2 separate regions of the Homo sapiens genome follow, and region 1 is linked to region 2. Evidence: read pairs that join two places in POLR2A ChIA-PET (ENCODE). Cell type or tissue: GM12878. All regions are shown on one strand. Each heading gives the region's core, and the rest is flanking DNA. Links, peaks and the distances in the headings are about the cores only.

Evidence for each region. ChIA-PET counts read pairs that join two places held together with the same protein. Peaks named below come from ENCODE experiments on the same cell type or tissue, not always from the same donor. Only the 100,000 strongest peaks of a DNase experiment are listed, where the experiment ranks them.
Region 1: POLR2A ChIA-PET joins it to region 2 with 7 read pairs; 7 of 35 experiments call an interaction of 5 or more read pairs at or near these places.

What each region holds. Positions count from the first base shown.
Region 1 is chr11:126,312,971-126,322,755 of GRCh38, reverse strand. All of the region lies in intron 2 of DCPS (decapping enzyme, scavenger), which reads right to left. Among named protein-coding and RNA genes, the nearest start is that of TIRAP-AS1, 14 kb to the right of the region's middle. RefSeq lists a silencer at 6,737-6,942. In GM12878, for the core only: no CTCF peak of the experiment used is centred there; DNase peaks (open chromatin) are centred at 3,935 and 5,028; H3K4me3 peaks cover 632 bases; H3K27ac peaks cover 1,830 bases.
Region 2 is chr11:126,217,416-126,227,200 of GRCh38, reverse strand. All of the region lies in intron 1 of FAM118B (family with sequence similarity 118 member B), which reads right to left. Among named protein-coding and RNA genes, the nearest start is that of FAM118B, 11 kb to the right of the region's middle. In GM12878, for the core only: no CTCF peak of the experiment used is centred there; no DNase peak of the experiment used is centred there.

The DNA.
Region 1 (9,785 bases), core at 1,917-6,916, 95 kb before region 2:
CTGGGCGTGATGGCACGCGCCTGTAGTCCCAGCTACTCAGGAAGCTGAGGCAGGAGAATCACTTGAACCTCGGAGGCGGAGGTTGCAGTGAGCCGAGATTGTGCCACTGCACTCCAGCCTGGCAACGCAGTGAGACTTCGTCTCAAAAAAAAAAAAAAAGGAATTTTAGGATAGAAAGAAAATCTGAATGCTGGCTGGGCATAGTGGCTAACACCTGTAATCCCAGCCCTTTCGGAGGTTCAGGCAGGCAGATCACCTGAGGTCAGGAGTTCAAGACCAACTTGGCCAACATGGCGAAACCCCATCTCTACTAAAAATACAAAAATGAGCCGGGCGTGGTGGTGTGCGCCTGTAATCCCAGCTACTAGAGAGAATGAGACAGGAGAATTGCTTGAACCCAGGAGACGGAGGTTGCAGTGAGCCAAGATGGCACCAATGCACTCCAGCCTGGGCGACAAAGTGAGACTCTGTCTCAAAAAAATAAAAATAAATAAAAATAAGAAGATCTGAATGCTGTTGTTGTGGAGTCTGAGATCATTATGATGCCCAGTTCTTTGTGACCTGTTTTCTTCTGTCTCCAATGCCCTGATGGTGTGGTTGGATCTCAAAGTGGTTTTATCTTCATCCATTGTGCTAGGTAATTGCTGAGCCCTTTCAATCTTAAAAATCATGTTCTTCAGACCTGGGAAACTGTCTTGAATTATTTCTTTAAAGACCTTTCTTCTTCATTTTCTCTGCCTTTTCTTTCTGCAACACCCATTTGGATATTTAACTTCTTGGATTCAGCGTCTGACTTTCTTATCTTTTCTCCATCTTCCATCTCTTTTGTCTTTGTGCTCAACTTTTAAGGAAGTTTTCTTCACAACTTCATCTTCTACTCTTCTATTTTTTTAATTTTCCATTTCTGCTGTATCTTTAATTTCCAAGAGCTTTAATAAAATTCCTTATTGATAATATTCTTATACATTCAATATAGCAGCATAATTTCTCTGAGATTAATTATAGTTCTTGAAATGTCTTCTCCCCACACAGTTTCTGTCTCCTCTAGGTTTCTTTTCCTTCCCTTCTTTTTCTTGTCTTCTCTTTTTCAGCTGAGGCTTTATTTAGAGTCTGCTCACCCTTGCCTGTCCACTCCCTCCTGAAGGGCAGCTCTGTGGGTGTCGCTGTGGTCACCTGGAGCTTCGTGTTAAGGTGGTCAGGCTGTTCTTTTGTATTAGGGAACCTCAATAGTTTAGGTTTTCTCTCGGGCTGGGCAGATTCTCCACAAATGACTTCCAATTGCACATATGGAGCTATAAGCCTGGCTGACAGTATTCTGGGGATGAGAAAGGGCAGCAGCTGGATGGGGGCCGGGGGATCACGGCAACACTGCAAATGCTCAAGGTGTAAACATCCACTCATCTCTCCACACCTCAGTGCCCTGACCCCACTCTCAGCTGTACCTTGAATCTCTTCCAGACCTGGTGTGTCACCCTTCGTGTGATTTTTTTTTTTTTTTTTTTTGAGACAAGGTCCCACTATCACCCAGGATGGAGTGCGGTGGCGCCATCTTGGCTCACTGCAACCTCTGCCAAACAGACTCAAGTGATCCCCTTGCCTGAGCCTACTGAGTAGCTGGGATGACAGGCATGCACCACCATGCCTGGCTAATTTTTGTATTTTTTGTAGAGACAGGGTTTCCCCATGTTGCCCAGGCTAATCTCCAACTCTTGACTCAAGGGATCTGCCCACCTCAGCCTCCCAAAGTGCTGGGAGTACAGGAGTGAGCCACCTTCCCTGGCTACCTGGTATGTCACCCTCTCCAGACATTTCTGCTCTACTCTCCTGCTGGGGCAAGGAAGGAGCAAGTTCCATATGAAATGGGAAAGCAGACTTGAGGGACTGCTGGCCAAGGTGTCATCTCTCAGATCCAGTTACTGCTCCTCCCTACGTATCCTAGGTTTGGAAATTTTGTTGTCTCCTCTCCTTTTTTTTCTGGAGACAGGGTCTGGCTCTGTCTCCCAGGCTGGAGTGCAGCCTCTATGTCCTGGACTGAAGTGATCTTCCCGTCTCAACCTCCCAGGTAGCTGGAACTATAGGCACACACCACTACACCTGGCTAATTTTTGTATTTTTTGTAGATATGGGGTTTTGCCACGTTGCCCAGGATGGTCTCAAACTCTTGGGCTCAAGCAATCCACCCACCTTGGCCTCCCAATGTGTTGGGATTAGGGGCATGAGCCACTGCACCCCGCCCTTGTAGTCTTGATGGGTTAATTTTTTTTTAAGAATATTCCTTTAATATCATTGTCAGAGCAGGCTATAAAGGAAGTAGGTGGGCATTCAAACTGTCCCCTTTGCACTAGAAGCCCATGTCCCTGTCCTCCTGTCTCCCTTATGATGCTTTACTTTCAATCTTTGCTGTTTGTTGCCACGTGACATACTTGCTTGTTCTTTAAGATCATCTCCAGTGGAACATCAAGTCCACGAGAGCAGGGACTCTGTTTCGTACACTGTGTGTGCAGTGCCTAAGATAACACCCGACACTGATTAGACCTCACAGTACAGTCTGTAGAACAGAATATATTACGGCCAGGCACCGTAGCTCATGCCTGTAATCCCAGCACTTTGAGAGGCTGAGGCAGGTGGATCACTTGAGGTCAGGAGTTTGAGACCAGCCTGGCCAGGATGGTAAAGATGGAGAGTCAAGACCGCCTCACTACACTCCAGCCTGGGTGACAGAGCAAGATTCCATCTCAAAAAAAAAAAAAATCTGAAAGGACATACTCTGAGATGTTAAGAGAGATCAATCCTGGATGATGGAGTTATATATATTTACATATCACTTGTGTAACAAATACGTTAAAAGGAAGCTACCCCTTAAAACTGAGCCCCAGAGATGTTGAGTAATTTGCCCAAGGACACACAGCTATTAATAGTGGCAGAGCTGAGATCTGAACCCAGGCAGTCTGGTTCCTCTATGCAATACTCCCGTATCCCAAAGGCCCAACCTCTTTCGGGCCGTTCCTAAGATACCTGTGCTGGGGCCATGTTTTCCAAAAGCAGCCCTATCAGATAGGAGAAACATGACTAGTTCCAATTCTTCCTAGAGACACGTAAACAGCTGTCAGCGAAACCAGAGGGCAAAATGAGGTGCCAGAGCAAGTGAGGTCCAGACAGGGGGTGTGGTCAGACATGCAGAGATGACACTGCTCATGCTCTGCTTGTGCCCTCCAAGATGCTTCCTGGGGAGCTCAGGGAAGGAGAGTCCACTCCCCTGAGCTCTGGAGAGCCGTGTGAGGACAGCCTTACCAGGGGATACTGTGGCCAAATGCTGCGGGACAGCAGGTTCTGGGGGGAGCACAAAGGGACGGAAGAGGACCTTGCTTCCAGACTGGCTCACAACTAGAAACAATAGCTGTTTTGGCCTACATTTGTGGTACCATCCTGTCCCCTACCACCTCCCCTACCAAGTATAGCAGTGTTAGATTATGGGGTGGGAGGCATGAAGGGGGAAGTCCCAGAAGAGGGGCCTGGTGGAGTTCAGGGCAGCAGCTCTTCATCTACAGGATGTTCTAGCGGCGAGAATGATGATAGTGATGCCTCCAGCTGAAAAGCGCCCCTCTAGGCATATGTTCCTTCTCTCTGCAACTCAGATGAGCAGGCTGATGTGCCCCGGACTAACACAGCTCTGACTTGTCCATCAAGACCCTGAGGATCTGCTGCAAGCCCTTCCCTAATATATAAAGCCACCCTTTGTCCCCCGTCTAGACACAAAAGCCCAACTGCTCTCAGAGGTGGGAGGCAGGGCTATCTAGAGGAAAGTTAAGAGCAGCTGCCTCTCTGCTCCCTGCCAAAGCTAGCTTAGCCAAATCCCCAGGAAAATGCTGCTGCACATGAAACATGAAAACACAAACCACAGACAGTCTGCTCTCCTTCCCATACACATGTTCAAACAAGACTGCTTTCCAGCCGTTGCTGATGGCTTCTACAGGATGAGCTCATCTCTATGGCTCAGTCTGTGGCTTTTGCTTCCCCTTTGCTCAGAGGAGCCAGCTTAACTTATTTAACCCAGATGTGCAGGCCCAGGAGCACTGAGAAGAAGCAACAGCAATGCATGATCTGAGTCGAAGCCCACCCGCCATGTCCTCTCCACAAGAGCCAGGCAGAGCCAGCCAGGGATGGGTCAGATAACCGGACTTCGCAAGGCATGCCAGAGAAAGCCTGAAAGAACGAGAGGTTGGTGGGAGGCTCTCCTGGATCTGCTTTCTCTTTCCTCCTCTGTGGGATGTCCCCTGGCTAGGCGACACTCTCCTCAGCCCTGGCTGCATGGTAACGGGGAGACCAGGCCAGAGGGTGGAGGGAAGGCTGGCTGCCGTGGATCTTAAGTCATCCTCTGGTCCCAGGCCAAGCAAGGCAGGGTGTTCTCTGTCCTACATTACAGAAATACTGAAAGTGCTCAAGTGAAGCCCGAAGAGACCTCCACATCAAGGATAAACACGGCTGAAGGGTGTGGTCAGGATCCTACTGGAAACTTCAACCACTCCACAGCAAGCCTCTAACCACTAATTACCTGTCTCTAGGAAAGCACAGAGCTGCTATTAGAGACAGAGGAGAGGCAGACGCTGACTTTAGCAAGACTCTGGATCTGACAGGCTTCTTGTACAAACCCTCAGCTCCTTCCCTCCCTCTCGCTAGTCCTCTGAAGTCCAGAAAGCAGAGGGGGTAGGGAGGCAACAGGACCGGATGGCAAAACTCCAGGGTCTCCTGGCCCACAAGCAAATTTGGTAACTCCAAATGCAGCCCTGGGGTGGCAGGAGAGGCCCTCAGTTACAATGGATAGAGAGTGGGAAACGCGACTTCAGGATGGCTGTGGGGCTAATGGCACTCTGCAAAGCTCCGTGTGAACAGGAAGAGCAAGAGCTAATGTGCAATGTGTCAGGGAGCTATGAAGTGACAGGCTTGGCCTTAGAGCCGCGAGCCCCCCCACTTCTCCACACACAGAAAGAAACTATGCTGGGGTTGAGCAGACCAGACCACAATAAAAGCTGTAGGATGAACACTCCAAAATATGGCCTCTCTCAACTTCCTGCCTGAAGGCATGTCTTTAATTCACTCTGAAAGGGGCACGGGTACCAAGTCTCAATGAATGTCACTGGACATGCCACACTGTGCTGCACTGTGAAATATGAGTGAACTCATGTGAATCAGCAGCCATTGAAAGAAACCAGCAGCCTGAATAAGGATGACCAAGATAAACAACCAGATCCCAGAGGAAATAAAATAATTTGAGGGTCAGGAGATAATTTTAAAAATAATTCTAATTAGTGTGCCAGAGAGATTCAACACAATTTGGCCTCAATAAAAAAAAAAAAAGAGCAAAATGCTATGAGAATGAAATAATCAGAGAACCAGAGAGAGGAGAATTTAAAATATGACTGTCAAATTAACACCTTCACTAGAAGGTCTAGAAGACAAAATGCAGACAATCTACCAGACTATAAGAAAGAGGCCGGGAGGCCGGGTGCAGTGGCTCACGCCTGTAATCCCAGCACTTTGGGAGGCCGAGGAGGGTGGATCACGAGGTCAGGAGATCGAGACCATCCTGGCTAACATGGTGAAACCCCGTCTCTACTAAAAAATACAAAAAATTAACTGGGCGTGGTGGCACGCGCCTGTAGTCCCAGCTACTTGGGAGGCTGAGGCAGGAGAATGGCATGAACCTGGGAGGCGGAGCTTGCAGTGAGCTGAGATCGCGCCACTGCACTCCAGCCTGGGTGACAGAGCGAGACTCCATCTCAAAAAAAAAAAAAAAAAAAGAGGCCGGGCATGGTGGGTCACACCTGTAATCCCAGCACTTTGGCAGGCTGAGGTGGGCAGATCACCTGAGGTCAGGAGTTCAAGACCAGCCTGGCCAACAAGGTGAAACCCTGTCTCTACTAAAAATACAAAAAATTAGCTGGGCGCGGTGGCGGGTGTCTGTAATCCCAGCTACTTGGGAGCTGAGGCAGGAGAATGGCTTGAACCCGGGAGGCGGAGGTTGCAGTCAGCTGAGATCACGACGCCACCGCACTACAGCCTGAGCGACAGAGCGAGACTCCATCTCAAGAAAAACATGAAAAAAAAAAAATGTACTTCAGCTAATCAAGAGAGTAAAACAAGAAAGAAACAGACGTAGAATACAGAAAACATCTAACTCACAGAAGTTGCAAAAGGAAGTCTCAGATTGAGACCTGAACAACTTGCTTAAAGAATCACCTGTCCAGATTGGAGAAGCAGGAAAGAGCTTTCTGGAAACAATGTTACCAGCAAGGAAGGAAATATGATGTAATACAAGGGTGTCCAATCTTTTGGCTTCCCTGGGTCACACTGGAAGAAGAACTGTCTTGGGCCTTACATGAAATATACTAACACTAACAATAACTGATGAGCTGAAAAAAAAAAAAAGAAATCACGGAAAAAATCTCATGTTTTAAGAAAGTTTATACATTTGTGTCGGGCCGCATTCAAAGCTGTCCTGGGCTGCGGGTTGGACAAGCTTGATGTAATGGATTATCACACTGGATAATTTCAAGAGCAGAGTAAAGGTACATTATTCCTTTAACCACAATGAAAAAAGAGGCAACTAAAAACTCCATGAAAAAGTAAAAGCTAATAAAACAGTGGTTCAAATATGAAACAAACTAAAAAGCAGCATGATTTGAAGGACTGTTGGAATGCAAGAAAAGAGAATCCACTCGACCTGGACATCAAAAGCACTCTCCAGCCAGGCGTGGTGACTCACATCTGTAATCCCAGCACTTTGAAAGGGTGAGGTGGGCAGATCACTTGAGGTCAGGAGTTTGAGATAGCCTGGCCAACATGATGAAACCCTGTCTCTACTAAAAATACAAAAATTGGCCTGGTGTGGTGGCAGGCACCCGTAATCCCAGCTACTCGGGAGGCTGAGGCAGGAGAATCGCTTCAACCCGGGAGGTGGAGGTTGCAATGAGCTGAGAGGTACCACTGTATTCCAGTCTGGACAACAGACTGAGACTGTCTCAAAGAGAAAATAAAGCAATCTCCTTTGAGTGGCATGGAGATGATACACTGGGCAGGTGGAGGAAAAACTAGAAACTTAGCACTCTGGTTGAGCATGCATATTAATATGGCCTCAATCATGTAAATACTCCTTAATGGTTTTACTGGTTTTCTTTTCTCTTTTTATTTTTTTTTAAGAGACAGGGTTTTGCTCTGCCACCCAGGTTGGAGTGCAGCGGCATAATCATAGTTCACTGCAGCCTTGACCTCCTGAGCTCAAGCAATCCTCCAACTTCAGCCTCCTGAGTAGCTGGAACTACAGGCACATACCACCACACCCATCTAATTTTTGTATTTTTAGTAGAGAAAGGGTTTCACCATGTTGGCCAGGCTGGTCTCGAACTCCTGACCTCAAATGATCCACCTGCCTCGGCCTCCCAAAGTGCTGGAATTACAGGCATGAGCTACTGCACCCAGCCCAGAAATATTCTTTTTATTTTTTTTAATTCTTATTTTAGGTTAAAGGGTACATGTACAGCTTTGTTTACAGGTAAATTGTCTCGCAGGGGTTTGGCATAGAGACTATTTCATCACCCAGGTAATAAGCATAATACCTGATAGGGAGTTTTTTGATCCTCTTACTCCTCCAACCCTCCACCCTCAAGTGGGCATTTAGGTTGATTCCATGTCTTTGCTATCATGAATAGCTCTACAATGAACATATGTGTGCATGTGTCTTTACGGTAGAGCAATTTTTTTAAATTTTTTTATTTTTTTATTTCAATAGGTTTTTGGGGAACAGGTAGGAACTTACGTGAATAAGTTCTTTAGTGGTGATTTCTGAGATTTTGATGCACACATCACCTGAGCAGTGTACATTGTACCTAATGTATAACCTTTTATCCCTCACCACTCCCCACCCTTTCCTCTAAGTCCCATGTATCATTCTTATGCCTTTTCATCCTGATAGCTTAGCTCCCACATATGAGTGAGAACATACAATGTTTGGTTTTCCATTACTGAGTTATTTCACTTAGAATAATAGTCTCCAATTCCATCCAGGTTGCTGCAAATGCCATTATTTCATTCCTTTTTATGGCTGAGTAGTATTCCATGGTATGATATATACCACATTTTCTTTATCCACTTGTTGATTGATGGACATTTGGGTGGGTTCCATATTTTTGCAATCGCAAGTTGTGCTGCTATAAACATGTATGTGCAAATATCTTTTTCATATAATGACTTATTTTCCTCTGGGTAGATACCTAGTAGTGGGATTGCCGGATCAAATGGTAGATCTACTTTTAGTTCTTTAAGGAATTTCCACACTGTTTCCCGTAATGGTTGTACTACTTTCCATTCTCACCAACAGTGTAGAAGTGTTCCCTTTTCACTGCATCCACACCAACATCTAGACTGAATAAAGAAATGTGGTACATATACACCATGGAATACTATACAGCCATAAGAAAGAGTGAGATCATGTCGTTTGCTGCAACATGGATGGAGCTGGAGGCCATTATCCTAAGCCAACTAAGGCAGGAACAGAAAACCAAATATGTGTGTTCTTACTTATACGTGGGAGCTAAACGTTGAGGACATACGGACACAAAGAAGAGAACAACAATCATTGGGGAGAAAAGCGGCTGGCCCAGCCATCCCCACACCCCAAAGAAGGGGAAGCCTGCAGAAATGAAAGTCCACAAATGCCTAAAACCCAGAAGTAGGAGGCTGAAACCAAATACCTTCACTTTGAGAACTGTGACTGAAAACCACACTTCAGAATGAGGATGCAGCCCTTGAAATTCATGGGACGATCTTTCTAGTCCATCTAAGGACCTGCCAATTTGTCTTACCTTTCAACTGGGAAATACATTATACATATAAAACACAGGTGTGTATGTATATAAAATATGTACCACTTAAAAACCTAAGTAAAATAAAAAGAATACATATGCTCAGAACACACAATCCAAGAAACAGAATATAACCAGAAATTTTAACATTCTCTCTGTCCTGCCACACCCCGACCAAGGATAATCACCTCCCTGATTTGGGGGTTAATCATTTCCTTTTTGTCCTCATAGTCTTATTACACATGTATGCATCCCTAGGCAGTATATTGTTCAGTTCTGCTTGTTTTTCAACTTTGTACCATTTTAATCGCACCATGTGTATTCTGTGTCATGCTTTTCTTGCCCTACATGGTGAGATTTATCCTTCATTGATACAGGCAGCTGTAGTTCATTTTCACTGCTGTAGCTAGGCACTGTAGGACTATACCTCGGTTTATCTACCTACTCTACTGTTATTTGATTGTTTCTAGTTTGTTCTATCATTAACAATGCTACCAAGCAAACTCTTCTGAGAATGACTTGTCTTTTAAAATGCTCCTTCCAAACAAGTCCTCACCCCTCCCTCAGGAGGTCCGGGTTTTGCCTCTGCAAATAGCACAGGGCGGAAAACCCTGGCCTGTGGCTACAGTACCGGGAGTTCCCTGCAACCAGAGAAACGATTCCCAGGATCCCACCCCTCTGCTCCCCGCCCTGGCCTCACTCACAAATGCCTGTCTCCTCTTCTGAACTTGAGATTTCACCTCCTGGTTTACACGGGGAAACAATTGGCCTTTGAAGAGGCAGCCTGGATTTCTGAGCCACACCTCTCTCCCTGCTATCTCCCCCTTCTTCCCCAGGTAAAGGAGAACAGACCGCAATAAAGGGCTCCATTGACAGGCCGCAGGGTGACAGCTATGGCAGAAAGGAGATGCAGGCCCTGCCCAGCCT
Region 2 (9,785 bases), core at 1,622-6,621:
GTCCCAGCTATTCGAGAGGCTGAGGCAGGACAATCGCTTGAACCCGGGAGGCGGAGGTTGCAGTGAGACAAGATCATGCCACTGCCCTCCAGCCTGGGTGACAGAACCAGACTCAGTCTCAAAAAAAAAAAAAAAAAAAAAAGAAGCTTGTATTGTTTGAGAGCATTCAATTTCTCTCTTTCAATTTATCATTCAATAGTTAATAAATTTAAGTCTACAAAATGCTAGCTAGGTGTTTTTTTTTTTTTTTGGACGGGGTCTCACTGTTGCCCAGGCATGATCATAGCTCATTGCAGCCTCCACCATCAGGCTTGGTGATCCTCCCTCAGCCTCTCGGGTAGCTGGGACTACAGGCGCATATCACCATGCCTGGCTAATTTTTTGTAGACACGGGGTTTCACCATGTTGTCCAGGTTGGTCTTGAACGCCCAGGCTCAAGTGATCCGCCTGCCTCAGCCCTCCCAAAGTGCTTCAGTTACAGGTGTGAGCCACTGCACCTGGCCAATGCTGGGTTCTTGACCTTCCTATTTAAAATGGCAACAGAACTGGAGGCCAAAAGAGGTAGTTGCATTTCCTTTTAAAGAGAAAGAGAGTAGACTAGTAGATTTGGGGGTGATCTATATGCAGCCCTGCCGGGGGGAAGGAGAGAAAAGGCCTGTTAAATTGCTGAAGGGCCTTTCTAACTCACAGTGATAGGAACTTGCGCCACGTTCCTTTCTGGCCTGCCTAACTCACAGTGATAGGAACTTGCGCCACGTTCCTTTCTGGCCTGCCTAACTCACAGTGATAGGAACTTGCGCCACGTTCCTTTCTGGCCTGCCTAACTCACAGTGATAGGAACTTGCGCCACGTTCCTTTCTGGCCTGCCTAACTCACAGTGATAGGAACTTGCGCCACGTTCCTTTCTGGCCTGCCTAACTCACAGTGATAGGAACTTGCGCCACGTTCCTTTCTGGCCTGCCTAACTCACAGTGATAGGAACTTGCGCCACGTTCCTTTCTGGCCTGCCTAACTCACAGTGATAGGAACTTGCGCCACGTTCCTTTCTGGCCTGCCTAACTCACAGTGATAGGAACTTGCGCCACGTTCCTTTCTGGCCTTTCTAACTCACAGTGATAGGAACTTGCGCCATGTTCCTTTTTGGCTGTGAGAAGAATGTAGACTATTTTTTGCCTTCCATGCTTCTCAACATTTTATTTAGTAATCTTCTTCTTTTTCTTGAGACAGAGTCTCACTCTGTCACCCAGGCTGGAGGGCAGTGGTGCAATCTCAGCTCACTGCAACCTCCATCTCCTTGGGTTCAAGCAGTTCTCCTGCTTCAGCCTCCCAAATAGCTAGGATTATAAGCGCCCACCACCACGCCCAGCTAATTTTTGTATTTTTAGTAAAGACAGGGTTCCACCATGTTGGCCAGGCTGGTCTCGAACTCCTGACCTCAAATGATCTGCCTGCCTTGGCCTCCCAAAGTGCTGGGATTACAGGTCTTTAGTAATCTTACTTCACTCCAACCTCATGGAAAACTAAGCTGGAAACAATGAACAGCAACTCAGAGAAGAGGATTCAAACTGACCAACCATGACAAACTGGGAATCAATCTGAAGCTTAAGAAACTACAAAAGGACACTCTACTTACAAAAAATAAAATTCAGAAACAACATGGGAAAGGATTAGCTGTGGGCAAGTATGACTGGAACAGCTCTAGCGATCTCACTGGAGAAACTGGGTGTGGCTCTTTATAAAAATTATTGTGCATGTGAAACCAAGACAATGCTGATGCTCTACACCCACAGAATACACGTGATGTACACACAACTTGGGCAATATTCTACTATAGTGGGTATTGATTATGACCTTTTGAAAGTAGTGTGCCAAATTTAAGATTGGAAACTTAGGGAACAAATGGAAAATTTCACTGCGTCAAAGAACAGAAAATGTGGATTGCCAAATAAAAAATTGAAAAGGATTTGGTGGTACTGAGCTCGAAAGAAACAAGGGACCTGAGAAAAGCTGCTCTTAAAAGGCAGTTCTCCCTAAGCCCACAATCGCTGCCTCTCTTAAGATGCCAAGTGCACTTGGCATCTTTGCCATCCTCTGCTGCAAAGTAGAGCCTTTTGGCTTCTAATCTGGAGATCTAGAAATTGGAATGGCAAAAGTCTTCAGTTTCTTATTCACATAAAAGAGATCTTGTTTGCTCAGCTGCCCTATGAACTGAATTTAAGGAACATTTGCATTATTTTGGAATTACCTAATTTGAGTTAAGACATGAGTCTGGGTGTTTATAGGTTACCATCTGCAGAGCATTCATGGGATGGGAGATCTCTGCCTAATTATTCATCTGTTTTGGCTTATGAACTTTTTGAAATTGACTGAGGAGAAACGCATTCCTAGGAAGCCAAGATATTCTCACATACCCTCCCTCCAGCTACGCTGGCCTCTTCACTGTTCCTCAAACAGGCCTGGTACACCCCGACCTTGGGGTTTTCCTTTGCATAGATCATTCCTTCTGCCTGGAATGTTCTTTCTCTATGTATCTGTACAGGTTTCCATGCCTTTATTCAGATTGTACCTTCTCAATGATGCTACTCTACCCATTCTATTTAAAATTATACCCTCCACCATGTTAGCTGTTCTACTTTTTATTTCACAGCACACAGCACCCTCTAACATACCAATTATTAGTACTATGACTCTACTAATTTTTTTTTTTTTTTTTTTTTTTTTTTTTGAGACAGGGTCTCGCTCTGTCACCCAGGCTGGAACATGGTGGCATGATCATGGCTCACTGTAGCCTTGACCTCCACGGGGCTCAAGCAATCTTCCCATCTTAGCCTCCTAGTGCTACAGGTGCTACAGGTGCATGCCACCATACCCGGCTAATTTCTTTGTATTTTGTAGAGACAGGGTTTTGTCACGTTGCTCAGGCTGGTCTCAAACACCTGGACTCAAGCAATCCGCCTGCCTCACTCTCCCAAAGTGCTGGGATTAAAGGCGAGAGTCACTGGACCTGGCCCTAATTATATTTATTGTTATCTGCCTCCTCCACTAGAATGTAAGTCCCCCAAAGACAGGGGTCCTTTGCCTGTTTAGTTTATGGATATAGTCTAAAAGTGCAGAACAGTGCCTGCCACACAGTAGGCATTCAGATATTTATTTCACAAACTAACTCAAACGAAAGAACACCCTGTAACTGCTTTTAATAAGGACCATAAAAAACCATGTTAGTTTTTAAATGGAACAAATGGGAAAACTGTGTACACAAATAAATCAATATTCAGACTATCATTTTTTGGATATGCCAATCGTCCTAACAGTGAATGTAGTCTGATTCTAGCAGGCAGAAGAAAACTTCAACTTAAGGTTCCAAGACCATTGTCTGGCACCAAAACATTTTATATATAAATCACTTTATAACTCAAGTCTCTGATGTCTACTCTGTAAACTGGTTTTTAAGGGTTGATTCTTAGGGGAAGAACTATTTCTGGCAAATGATTCAAGGGCATCAGTATTTTGAGCTAAGAAATCAGTTTCTCTTATTTTACATATTAAATCTATCTAAAATACAATTAGAGAAAAAAGAAAAGCTTATGTAGCAGCAAAAGATTTTTTTTTTTTTTTTTCGCTCTTTCGCCCAGGCTGGAGTGCAGTGGCGATCTCGGCTCACTGCAAGCTCTGCCTCCCGGGCTGACGCCATTCTCCTGCCTCAGCCTCCCGAGTAGCTGGGACTACAGGCGCCCGCCACCACACCCGGCTAATTTTTTGTATTTTTAGTAGAGATGGGGTTTCACCGTGTTAGCCAGGATGGTTTTGATCTCCTGACTCGTGATCTGCCCGCCTCAGCTCCCAAAGTGCTGGGATTACAGGTGTGAGCCACCACACCCGGCCCCAGCAAAAGAGATTTCAAAACACAAATTGGGTTAAGTCATGTTTGAATCATTCCATGGCTTCTCACTGTGTTTAATAACATACTCCTCATCGTGGCTACAAGACCTGGCATGATCCAGTGTCCGGCATCCACACAACATCCATCCAGCCCCCTCCCTCACTCGCTGGGCTCTTGAGGCGCACAGGCCTCTTTCAGTTGCTTGAACACCCCCCCCTCCCCCGCCCCACCTCAAGTTCCCAGCTGCAGCCTTTCCTCAGAGTGATATTCTGCAAGGGCCTCCCCACACCCTCCTCCTTGGCATCTCAATTTAAATGTTACCATCTGTAGCCTGGTTTTCCACTCCCTTTACCCCAAGTTCTTCATTTATACTTCATCTCCTAGTTTGTATCTCACAGTACTTGCAATTATTGGCCTCTCCCACAAGAATAAAAGCCCTTCTAGGGCGAGTACAGTGTCTAATTTATTTATCATCCTATCCCCATCCCATAGCATAGTTCCTGTTATAAAGTGTGTATACGGTGCAGAAGAAGTTCAAACATTCGCTGATGGAATGAGTGTGTATCTACCATTAATTAAAGTCTAAGGGATCAATTGATATTTCTAATTTTCTGAGCTGCAAAAATTAGGATGAATTTGGGAAGGTTGTAGTATTTTCTCTCATCCAAACAAATACCTTCCGTGCTGATATCCACCACTCACCTGTTTAAAGCTGTTCATCCCTAAACATAAAGATTCTCACCTGCTTTGGAGGTTGTTTTTCCTTCCTAACAACAAGAAATTAGAATCACATAGTACTTTTGTTGAAAGTCTATAGATTTGTTTCATAAAACAAAGCTACATGCACTTTCCTCTCAGTCCACTTCCATTTGTAGTTCTCCTATGGCCTGGCCATGATTATATTCTGTATATGCTTGTAGAATTTTAAAATGCTAGGAACTGAATTCATCACAGGTTACTACATCTTCACGTTCAAATATCTGTTAAACATCCAGCACTGTGCTAAGAATATTAGTATTGCTGCATCCAGTTCTCCTCCACCAAACACTACATAGCATTGACAGTAAGCCAGGCACTGTTTTCCACACTTCACAAATATCTGCTCTTCTGTGAGGTAGATGCTATTATCATCTCATATCATAAATGGTATAGACAATGAAACAGAAGCACACAGATGTTAAGCAGCTTGTTAAAGGTCACACGACTATTACACATTAGACATGGAGTCAGTGTTCATGTTGTTAAGACACAAAACAATACCATCTCACAAAAACGAACAAGCCGTGGGCCACACTCTTAACAAGTCTACACCTTTGGAGAAACAGAACTATAAACAAACCTTTACAACATGTTTGTGCCAAGTTTCACATGCCTGGATGAGGTACCAAGGAGATGAGCACTTCTGCTTGAGGAAAATCAAGGAAAGCTTTATGGGAGATAAATACCCTTATGGCAAAATTCAATGAAATTGTTGGTGTTTATCCTCCTCTGCCTCCTGAAACACCCAACACTGAAGTCCATCTTGCCTTTTCCTGGTTTTCCTCCCTCCCCTCTAGTGGGAGGTCTTCCCTGTTTCCTAAATGCTGAGGATCCGCAGGGCTCTCCAGTCTATTCCCTTTACATACTCCCTTCCCTTCCCACCCCATTCACCCCTAGATATTAAAATACCAACTAAACGCTAAGGACTCCCAAAACGCTACCTTCAGTTCAGATCTCGGTGGTGCTTCAGGCCCAGGAGATAGCCATGTAAGTTTCAGTCAGGCAGCCCTTCAATATTGAAAGGTACTTTCAGACTGTACTTCAAACTTAAAAACCAAAAAACCGTTCAACAACCTGCTCCTTATCCTAAGTTATACAGATCTCTGAATAGTAGAAATAAGCTATGTGATAATATTTATAGGCCATTATTTCTTTCTTTCTGTTTTAAGCACCAACATATGTATTTACTGATTTTGGAAAAACTGTCATATACTTCAGAATAATGTATTTGGATCATTTCTAAACAAGAGAATATGAACCAAAGGGAACCCAGGGAAGAAAGTAAATCTGTAACCTTAAACTAGCATGATATTCTTTTCAGGATATTCTCTTTTTCCTAATAAAAATTAGCCAAAAATTAATATTGTTTTTCTTTGAGATGGAGTCTTACTCTGTCACCCAGGCTGGAGTGCAGTGGCTTGATCTCAGCTCACTGCAGCCTCTGCCTCCCGGGTTCAAGCTATTCTCCTGCCTCAGGCTCCCAAGTAGCTGGGATTACAGGCCCACGCCACCATGTTTGGCTAATTTTTGTATTTTTAGTAAAGACAGGGTTTCACTATGTTGGCCAGGCTGGTTTCAAACTCCTGGCCTCAAGCGATCCACATGCCTTGGCCTCTCAAAGTGGTGGGATTACAGGCATGAGCCACTGCGCCCGGCCTACTATTCTCTTTGATCTGAAGATGAACTGAGAGCTGAAAAGCACTGTTTAGATCTGAAATAAGAATCTGAAAGCTCTTAAAAAAAAAAAGGCATTATTTGTCACAGAAGCCATCAGAACAACTACAAAGACCAGGTTTCTTAGGAGAAATAGCTCTAAAAACATGGTTTTGCCAAGCAGGTAGCATCAGTCTTTTTTGTTTGAGACAGTCTTGCTCTGTTCCCCAGGACGGCAAGATCATGGTTCACTGCAGCATCAAACTCTGGGGCTCAAGGGATCCTCCTATCTCAGCCTCCTAAGCAGCTGGGACTACAGGTGCGCACCACCACACCTGGCTAATTTTTAAATTTTGTTGTAGAGATGGGCTCTTGCTATGTTGACCAGGCTGATCTTGAACTCCTGGCCTTGTCAAGCAATCCTCTTGCCCTGGCCTCCCAAAGTGTTGGGATTACAGGCATGGGCCACCAAGCCCAGCCAAGCATCAGTCTTAAAAAAAAAGTGGCCAGTGAAAACAATTGAGGGTATTAAAAAAAAAAGAGAGAGAGAGAAAACAGAAAGCAGGTTAGGGAGACTAAAAACATACTTTCATAAGGAAGTGAAGGAGGTCAGTGGAAGACCAAGGAGGACTCTCAGGGAGCAGCCAGAAAGCTGGGCAGCCTGGGCCCAAGGGAGGCAGGTGGAGACTTCATTCAGAAAAAGAGAGCACCTTTCCCCCAGATTTGAAAGTAACAGATCACTGCAGGAAATATGCAGAAAGAGCAAAATGAAGCCCCCCTTCCTCCAACGTGGAGCTAACCACTGCTGACATTCGGATTTATGTGGAGAAAAGCAGTTTTTAAGAGGAACTCTCGGAATAAGTCTGAGTATCTTGGGTTCATGTTCATATCAATTCTAAAAACTTCATTCATTAGAGTTTGCCCCTGCTTTCACACCATAAATCTCCATACATATAAGCCCCCCCTTTAAAAAAAATTCTTCCTTCAATGTCTTATTAAAATTAACTTAAAAAAAAAACTCAAGCAGCTCGAGCTGCTTTTTTTTTTTTTTTAAGTTAATTTTAATAAGTACAGTAGTGCATGTTTTCTGCAGTAGAAGAAAGAAAGAAGCAGTCTATTTCTAGTGGCTGGGGGTAGGGAGGTGCTGGGGAAGAGCAGGAACCTAGGAAGAGTCAGCAGAGGGTAGCCACGCCCCAGCCCCATGGACGAGACTCCTGAGGAATCCATAAAACTGCGAAGTACTAAGTTCTGGCAACAGATCTCAAACCTGCTCCTTAGCAAGAGAGCTAAAAAGAGAGTGTTTCTTATGTACTCTGTTAATTTGACTCTTAAGGCATATAAACAATAGGGAGACCCTGTCTCTACAAAAATAAAAAACTTAGCCAGATGTGGTGGCATATGCCTATGGTCCCAGCTACTTGGGAGGCTGAGGTGGGAGGATTGCTTGAACCCAGGAGGTCGAGGCTGCAGTGAGTCATGATCATGCCCACTCCAGTCTGGGCAACAGAGAGAGACTCTCAAAAAAAAAAAAAAAAAAAAAAAAAAAAAAAAAAAAAAAAGATAAACAAGAGCTGAAGGATAAGCTTCCAAAATAAACGAGGAAAACAAGAAATCTGTGCTTTTCCTTATGTGATATTCCTGTGCTGCATTCCATGACACTAAGAATATAAAACATGATAACTTCTGTCCTTACGTGTTTACTTCTTAATCTTTTTCAAAGTACGCTATTAAAATGGCAACAGAGGAGTTTTTCTTTTTTCAAGGTATAAAACCAAGAATGTGAGGTGCAGGAGATAAGCATTCAATTTTTCAATGAATTTTTGGAGATGGAAAGCAAGCTTTAAATGCAGATCTGAAAATACGGATTGGCATAAAGTCTATTTAACTAATGCGCAAATTCTCTTCCTCACCTCCTATTTTCATCTATTTTCTCCACCCCCAAATCCAGAGGTTTAAAGAAAAATGAACCGAAATCTGAAATGGGTCTGGAGTAAAATACATCAGCAGGAGCAATGAAGAACTGAAAATACAGATTATGTCAAAAGATGCATACTAAAAGGTTCTCCAAGCCTCCATCCTTGTCCCAGCAACCAATGCACTGTCAGCTAAAGAAATATTAGCAAACATATACATTTGTACAAACATACACACAAAATCCATATATACCAGCCACCCTATAGTAATGGCCACCACCCAACAAGACCCACGCTGGGAACTTAAAATAACAAAAAACAAAACAGAAATGAACAGTCAGAATCATGAGACATTCAAAGAAATCCCACAATAAAATAATTCATTTATTCCTTAAGTTATTAAGCATCTATTCATCGCCAGGCACTGTTTCAGAGGCTGGAATTATAGAGGTAAACAAAAAAAAACCCAAAATCCCTGCCCTCATAGAATGTTTATTTTAGTGGTGAGGGAAACAAGTAAATAAATATGTGGGATGCTAGATGGTGGGAAATGCTTCTGGAGAGAAACAAAGCAGGGAAGTGAGATGGGGGTCTGCACTTCTCAATCCAGTGCTCTCTTCACTGAGGTGACATTTAAGGAAAGACTTGTGGATTCATCCAAAGTGAGGTGTGGGAGCAAGTCGCTGGATATCTGAGGGAAGACACATCCAGACAGAGGCACAGGTGCAAAGGCCCACATCACCTGAAGGAAGTGGAGCCTGTGCAGAGAGGAAGAAAACTCAAATACTCCAGCGGGCCCTCTGAGCCCACCATATCCACATAACAAGAATGGATATTACAAAAAGGTATCAAAGAAAAATTAAAGATTGAGCAAAAAATCACAGAAATAGTACAAGAAAACATCCCGGAACTAGAGGACGTGAATTTCCAGAATCAAAACCGTCTGTGAGAAGCCAGCACAACAGCTGAGTAAAAGACCCATACCCTGGTGTTAATACACATCATAAAACTGCAGAACACCAGAGATAGAGAATATCCTCAAAGCTTCCAGAAGGGGAGAAAACAAACAAAATACGGTCACGTAAGAAGGATTTAAATCACCACATCTCTAGAGCAATTACAGATGCCTTCAACATTCTGAGAGAACCTTATTTCCAATCTAGAATTATATAACTGCCAAACTATCAAACAAGTGTGTGGGCAAAACCAGGTCATTCAAATACTTCTTAGAAATAACTGAAGTATATGCTTTTAAAAAATAAAGACATAAGCCCAGAAAGAGGAAGATACGGTTCCTGCACAGGAAAGGGCAGGTCCAGGAGGACCCCAGGCAGCAGTTCTTGAGAGCAACAGTAAAGGCAGGAGGAGGGGGCAGGGCTCCAATAAACAGGTGATACATTTGAGCTCACAGAAAATGTTACTGATAAGAATGTGACAAATACATTGGAGCATGTGGGAAAAAAATTAACAGTAGGTACATGAAAAACACAGGTGAAGGCCAACCTACACACCAGGAGGAACACACTGTAATAGATCATCCAGCTCAACAGTGAACAGTATTTGACAGAGGTGTAAGTACA